Regions from separate parts of the Mus musculus genome. Here regions 1 and 2 are each linked to region 3. A link is a loop called in an ENCODE intact Hi-C map of the cell type or tissue named here. Cell type or tissue: heart. All regions are shown on one strand.

Region 1 (2,500 bases), 620 kb before region 3:
GCTCGTGTGCATGCCACAAAACCACCAGTATTCTTTCTTTCAAGGGAAAGGACACCCATTTTTGTATTTTATCCTGTAACTTTGAGAGTAACTTGGGTGTGGTAAAAATACGACTTTTTGATTGATTAATCACTATCTTTCCTGAGTGTAAATCTACTTGAGGCTCTTTGGCAGAAATTACAGGAGATTTAATATAATAAACACCTTCAATCTCACCAGACTCCCCCATCTATTTTATAGAGAAAGAGAATGACACCCTTTCACGCAAAATTGCAAATTATGTAACACCAAGCATAAGAAAATGCTAGACTGTTTCATGAAGTTTGTGAGACGCTGAGGAAAAGGAAGTACGTAGAGACTGGTGGGGGTGACGTGTGAGCGCCCATTCATACTGTTAGCTTTCCAGTTACACCAGCAGACAAGCCTTGACACAGGACTGAAGTTTTAGTCTTCTCTGAAAAGGACTCCTACACCAATCTAGTGACACAGCCTACAGGCTCGGGATAACAAGACACATGTCCTATTAATGTGTCTTAGGCTCCATGTTCCTTTGTCACTTTTCACTCGGATTTGCTTGTAACACCAAACTCAGTTTTTCTTCTGCCTGTTGGAGTAAACAAAAATCTCAAAATATTGCAGCCCCTACCCCCCACGCCAGCACTGCCCAGTTTCGTTTCAAACTAGATTCATGCCCAACACCCTAAGTGCAATATAGTGTGATGAACTTTATAGAAGAAGTATACACATTACATAACCTTAATAAACTGTGTTTTTGTCCGAGCACTGTATGCTCAATGTTAAATGAGCCAATTACATTAAGTAAGGGTTCTATAAATGGGCATATAACAAAGTTATATAATGGTCAGTTGACAAAAAGAATATGGTACTGGGGCGCCCAGGAACCTAACCTGACTGTCTCCACCAGGACCAATGGCTCAGCATTGTACCCCTGCGCTCCCTACCTCCTTCCTGCCAAGGCATTTGTGTCTTGTGGGCTTCTGGGCTATGGTGTTGGTTGTCTGCGCGTTTGTGTGCTGGAGGGGAAGCCTCCCACTGGGTGCGCAGAGCGGCCGGCAGGTGGCGCCCGACCTGGCGTTCTCGGTTGCGCTGTGTAGCCTAGGTGGATTGGAAGGGGCGGAGGTAACCAGCAGCGGCCAGTGGTGGCCGCCGCCAGTACCCCGCCCCCTCCACGAATGCTCGCGACACGCGCGCCGGGAGAGGGCACGGGCGGCGGGGCTAGCTGTCTTCCGAGCTCGGGAATCGCTACCATCTGCTGCTCTGCGAGGAGTCCGCGTGTTCTCCGCGGTGCTCAGCTCCAAACCGGCCACCATGGAGGCGCAGGCACAAGGTGGGTGGTCGCCGGTCGCCCCCGAGGTCTGGTCCTCAGATGTACAGAGAGACTATTTTCCTTCAGTACCTAACTTTACTCCGGGACAGACAGGGACATCCTACGCAGACGGAACTCTGCGCCTACGCGCGCCTTCGGGATCCTTTGCTTGACTCAGATTTTGCGGTGGGGCTGGGGACCAGGGAAGGGCTGAGGACTGAAAACAGAGTAGCGGGTCTGCAGGGATTGTGTCCTTGTCTGCACTATCCCTTCCAGCAGTCAGTGGGCCATACTTCCTCGTCCTGGAAGGTGTTCAAAGGACCTGTTGTTCAGGCTCCGGATGTCTGCGCTGTTCTTCCCGGGGAGGCGTGGGGAGAGCCGGATCTTCTGGACTCCGGCCTTGGGGCTCACCTCTTGCAGTTCACAAATGCGGGCGGGGGTGACGCGGACCCGAGAGGTGGTGGTTTTGTGGAGACTCAGTGTCCCTGCTATTCGAGGGCTGCAGCGTGGGAGGATTGGCCTTCAAAGGCAAGAGAGCTTCACATTTCCCCCCAACCCCCAACCCCGCCCCCGACATCCAGATTGATAACCCTATCCCAGTTTTTCGTGTTCTTAGAAGAGTCGCTTTCCCACCCCACCCCACCTCACCCCCCACCCCAGCCGCACCCAGTGCCTGCCTTAATTGAGGGTTGGTCACCTGCTCTCCGTGCTCAGGGTGTTCGCTGGAGGAATCCAGAGAACTCTAGGATCATTCAAAATAAGAGTAAAGGGATCTTAGAAAGGATCAGAGATTGCCTTTATTATTATTATTATTATTATTATTATTATTATTATTATTATTATTATACCTAAGTTCACTGTAGCTGACTTCAGACACACCAGAAGAAGGTGTCAGATCTCATTATGGATGGTTGTGAGCCACCATGTGGTTGCTGGGATTTGAACTCAGGACCTTCGGAAGAGCAGTCAGTTTAGAGCAGGCCCTTTACCTGCCGAGCCATCTCATCAGCCCAGAGATGGTCTTATGTGGAGTGAGGGACAGGGAGGACGAAAGCTCTCGGAAATTCACTTTGGAAGCAGCACTCAGAAGGAATGGTTTGCATTAATGCCATCATGACCACCTTTCCTCGCACTGAGGAATTTTGTGGTGCCCTTTTAAATACATAATGCTTT
Region 2 (2,500 bases), 470 kb before region 3:
CAAACAAAGGAATTAAAGCTTAAAACACAAAGTCACAGAAACACAAGAGAGATAAATGTAGAGTTATTTAAAACTTGTGAAAGGAGTCAGAATAATGTGGAAATAAATAATATGGAAAGTACCTTTTAACTCTAGAAGTCTAACCTTGCAAGAGAATGTCCTCGCACTGGACGATCACACTGCTTTCCACAGGCTTTTCCTCCTCCTGCTATATACACTTTATCTTTATGGATTCCATTACAGACCTGTGAGAAAATACTATAGTGATAACTAAATCTACCCACTTTCTCATCCTTGGGCATTCAAGACTGAATCATCCATTGGTAAACCACTTATAAGTTCCTTCTATAACAAAATTAAGCTAGAGAGGTCACAGGTGTCCTTAGGTAGAGGTGGGGCTCACCATTAGATTAACAATTCTTCCTTAAACTTCCGTAACAATGCTCCCCCTTTTAGATTGTTTAAATTTGCAAATTTTCAAAAGAATATCATTATTTTGTAACATTGAGGTTGATTAATACATTAATCGGTCACTGACCAACAAGTATGCATAGAGATGATCTAACATTAAAGGTAATAGGAAAGCTATATAGGTCAGCAATTTTCAGCCTATGGGTCCTGATCACCCCGTCATGGATCACATACCAGATATCCTGCATATCAGGTATTTACATTATGATTCATAATAGTTGCAAAGCTACAGTTATGAAGTAGGAGCAAAGTAATTTTATGGTTTGGGGTTACCATAACATAAAGAACTGTTTTGTAAAGGGTCGCAGCATTAGGGAGGTTGTGAACCAATGTTGATGACTGTATTGTGATTGCTGTCCACGGTTCCCCTCAAGCTGGGGAGGAAGAGATGGATTTGGGAAGAAGTCGTGCACTGGAAAGAGGAGAGGGCTATCTGGCAATTTTCAGGGCAACACCAAGAAACTACATGTAGTTTTGAGAGTCAACCACCAGGTGGCACTATGTCATCACCATTGCCTTCTCAGCTCTGGAGCATGAATATATTAAATGTCCTGTTTCCTAACTGGATTGAGTAAATATTTATACTCTCACTATTTCTGCTTCTGTCCTTCTTCCTTTGTCACTCTCCCATCATTCTTCTTACCTATCACCTGTAATGGTAACAGCACTCCCATGTGATTATATTTAGAAAAAGTATACGAATGCCTAGAGTACCAGGAGTATATTCTAACGTCCTTACAAATGGTCTTTTCAAGTAGTTACAGGGTTGAAGAAGCCTTTGTGGTGATTTATGTTCATATAGAAATCAGTAAGTATAGGATACTGCATATAATAAAGGTCAAAATTTTATTTGGATACAGACTAAGACATCACAATACGTTTTCAAATAGCCACATTTTTATTCTGGTAATCTCAAAATTATAAAATGAAGAGAACCCTTGTTACATGGGGAGAAATGTCATTCTACCAGAGGCCTCCAGGGTGGAAGTCATTTGCTGGGATGTGAGTGAAAGAGCTACACGGAGTCACTGCTTAACTGTGAAGCACAGATTCCTTGCTCTAAGTAAGAGAGGCCCAGCAGAATTCTAAACATATTTAAAACAACAAGGAATTCTTCACAGCCTGAATCAAGTTTGGAAACTTATTCTATAAAGCATCCAAAAAAATGTCATGATTAATCCAGACTAAAAAGTATCCTTATCAGGTATTGTTTTTAAAAATGGATTTCATTGATAGTGAAAATATAGAAAAACCAGGCTAATGCTTTTTAATTCCAAGAGATAGCCACATTTGGGGATCTTCATTAAAAAACGATGCTGTGGAGTCTCAGGAGTGACTCTAGTGTGCTGCATGAAAGGAAGTATTTTGAGTGGTCTGACCTTCACTGGCAACACTAGAGTCTTGCTGAGAGATGGCACCCTTGACCAAAAGATCATTATACCAAAGCTGAGTAGCCAACTTTCTGGCGGGCCCTGAATTCTTCCTGCACTACTTTATTTCTTCTTTTTAAGGGGTGGCATATGTTCATGAATGTAAATAAAGTCACAAAATATCCATTTGGATGACAAAGCCAATTTAGAAATAAAATGGAGGACACTGAGGACTCTTAAAGAGATTTCTAGCATTTTGAGAAATAACTGCAATTCTCTGATGTGCCTTAGTTTAGTGGACTTTGTAATTTAGATTCTAAATTGTTGTGATAAGTAGGTAGGATTAAAGCAAGGTGGTGTCTTTAGGCAGAAGGAATTCACTCTCAAGAACCTAAGAGCCATAGCCCTGGGGCAGCAAATACCTTATAGTGCTTCAAGTTCTCAGAGAGCTTTCAGAGAAGTAACCAATCACAATAATAAAACCCAAAACAAAGTATAAAACTCAACTTTGGGCCTAACGAGACATCGTTCAACTTTAATACAGAATCCTCAGAAAGAGAGCAGAGTATGAGGATTCTTTATTCTAAATTGATGCTGTGGAAGGCATCTGAGACCATGAGGTAAGGAAAGGAACCTCTTCATGGTAATGAAATAGACAG
Region 3 (2,500 bases):
AATGTGACCATAAAGTAAAGATTTTCATTCCTATCTTTTATATTTTGGTGGAGTTTGTTTTGCTGTGGATGAGGTAACTAGTTCCATGTGTTTGTTAAGATAGCATATCTTGTGTGTCCTGTCTTCAAGAACAATGGTTCTTGGAACAATGGTTTTTGGTCTGATTGAAAATAAACACTCTGGGGAAGTCCTGGATCTTTAAAAGAAAATCTTAACTCTGGTTAATATTACTGAGTTTGAGATTACATTACTATTTTTAGATAATATTCAGTACCACCAAGTTCTTAATACCCAGGTCAAAGGGGTTGTGCGCTTCCCTGCAGTCCTTGAGGCAGAATTGCTGGCTTATTCCTTTACCATGTGTCAGTATGGCTTCTACAGAAACAGCCTCCTCTTGGTCTCTTGTTCTGAAGACGAATTATTTAAGGTCAGTTTGCAAAGCTGTGAAAGATCTGTCACGAGGCGGTCTTCACTGCTGTCAGTTGCCTCTCTCATTTGCCACCCAGCCTTCCTGGTTTTCTTCTTGCCTTGCTGCGTGGCCTTGCCTGTGTCCCTTTCAATGAGAATGTTTTTGGTTTTTTTAAAATCTCCCCTTTAGGTAACTCATCTTCATGTTTCTGATCAAATGCATCATTCTGTTGGTATCACTACCCCAGGAAGAGCCTCCTTGTGGCCTCGCATGGCTGCATTCTTCCTTTTCACAGAACTTGGCCATTGAAAGTGGTCTGTGACTCTGTGGTTATGCTATTCCTATACTGAAGACCAATGATACGAGATGTTTGTGCCCCATTGCGTCTCTAGGGCCGCTTTGTTCTTTGTCTAGTACAGAAGAGCAGCTCAGCATATATTTGTGTAGATTGGATAGCTGGATGAATCCCTAAATGCATAACGGAATGAAGAATGAAGGAATGAGAATCATACACTGGACTAATAGAACTAATTTGCATTTAATTTCTTTAAAGACTTCCACTGAACTTTAATCTGATACAACAGTAAGTACATATACAAATAAAATCAAGCACAACTGATGAGAAGAAAAATCTAGACAGACAGACACACAGACAGGGGGAAGAAGGGAGGGAAGGAAGGAAGGAGGAAAGATGAATATCTTCTATTTCCCCTAGATTTTAGCTATAGTCCGCCTTAACTGGGCTACATGGAGAATGAATTTGAATCACATGAGGCTAGGATGCCCTCTTGTGGCATATTTTCATAGTTATCATTTTTTCAACCTGCCTGTAACTGTCCCCCTTAAAAGTATTCTCTGTGCTAAATGTTGCATGAGATTATCTGAAGAGTTAGCTAGAACATGATCATTTCTTTATTTTTTCATCTTCCTCAAATATTAAACCAATGCCAAAGAATAACACACATTAGCTTCAGATGATCAAATGACTAAACCTGCAAAGCCTTCTCTGTTCTTCAAAAACTGGTTTCCATCTTCCTTATTCCTGTAAATGCCTTGTTTTATCAATAGTGTCACATCAACTGATATACCAATAAATGTCATTTATTATTTAAAGACCTAATCTAAAATGTGATCCTATTCAATTTGACTTTTTTTTTTTTTTGGTTAATTCCCCCTCCCCCCCCTCCCCCCCCGTGGCAGACCTGGTTTAAAGGAAGGAAAGGGAATGGAAACCTGGAGAAGGGAAGAAGCAGACAGAACATGAGGGCCAAGACAGCAGTAATGGAGAAGGACAGAGAGAGGGAGAGGGAGAGAGGGAGAGAGGGAGAGAGGGAGAGAGGGAGAGAGGGAGAGAGGGAGAGAGGGAGAGAGGGAGAGAGGGAGAGAGGGAGAGAGGGAGAGAGGGAGAGAGGGAGAGAGGGAGAGAGGGGGAGAGGGGGAGAGGGGGAGAGGGGGAGAAGCTGACTGGGAGCATGTAGAAACAAGAGCGAGGGAGACACAGAGAGAGAAGGACAGAGAGAGAGAGACAGAGAGAGGGACAGGGGGGGCCAGGGGGAAGAAGGGAATAGAGAGGAAGAGAGGAGAGAGGAGTGGGTGTTGGGGAATCCAGCAGTCCTCTTATAAGCTGCCTTACTTGGCTCGAGCCTGCCAGGCAATGGTAGCAGATGATGATGATGTAAGCTATTGCTAGGTTGATGTTGGGAAGTGCCTTCCGGAATTGTCCTATAAGCCAAAAATAGCTATTTAAGTCAATAAAACATTAACAGATATAAAAATGATGCTTTAGGTGAGCAAACATGCTAAAGAATTGAAAAGCACTTCCATTTTTATGTGAAAAGTTTTCTACATTTTTTGTGATATTTAGCAACAAGTTTTAAATACATAATTTGAAGAAAGGACATGCCAAGCCATGCCTTTCCGCTGTGCTTAGGGGAGGGCCCTGTGTGTAACAGTGCCTCCAATGGGACTTCTGTAGGTCCACCGCACAACTGAGAGGAGGAGCACCTGTTTGTTAAAGAGTACAGGACTTAGGCTGGGCAAAGCCAGGTTAGACTCCTGGTTCCCAGCCATACTTATGCCACTTTAAATCAT

The links. A loop is a pair of places that touch in the nucleus more often than their neighbours do. Peaks named below come from ENCODE experiments on the same cell type or tissue, not always from the same donor. Only the 100,000 strongest peaks of a DNase experiment are listed, where the experiment ranks them.
Region 1: a loop joins it to region 3, with 6 times the contacts of the local background. A loop is called at or near these places in 15 of 42 quality-filtered maps.
Region 2: it touches region 3 in a loop (15-fold over the local background); 32 of 42 quality-filtered maps call a loop at or near these places.

Annotation. Positions count from the first base shown.
Region 1 is chr10:31,444,560-31,447,059 of GRCm38, reverse strand. Tpd52l1 (tumor protein D52-like 1) reads left to right here and starts at 1,102. Exons shown (of 8, transcript NM_001359364.1): 1 at 1,102-1,348. The coding sequence starts at 1,330. In heart, a CTCF peak has its summit at 1,068 (motif pointing right); a DNase peak (open chromatin) is centred at 1,079; H3K4me3 peaks cover 1,251 bases; H3K27ac peaks cover 1,003 bases.
Region 2 is chr10:31,297,836-31,300,335 of GRCm38, reverse strand. No RefSeq gene overlaps it. Among named protein-coding and RNA genes, the nearest start is that of Hddc2, 14 kb to the left of the region's middle. In heart, a CTCF peak has its summit at 962 (motif pointing right); no DNase peak of the experiment used is centred here.
Region 3 is chr10:30,823,938-30,826,437 of GRCm38, reverse strand. It overlaps Gm30618 (a long non-coding RNA gene), which reads right to left. Exons shown (of 4, transcript XR_380234.4): 3 at 2,043-2,131; 4 at 1-877. Among named protein-coding and RNA genes, the nearest start is that of Gm30618, 5.5 kb to the right of the region's middle. In heart, a CTCF peak has its summit at 1,198 (motif pointing left); no DNase peak of the experiment used is centred here; H3K27ac peaks cover 312 bases.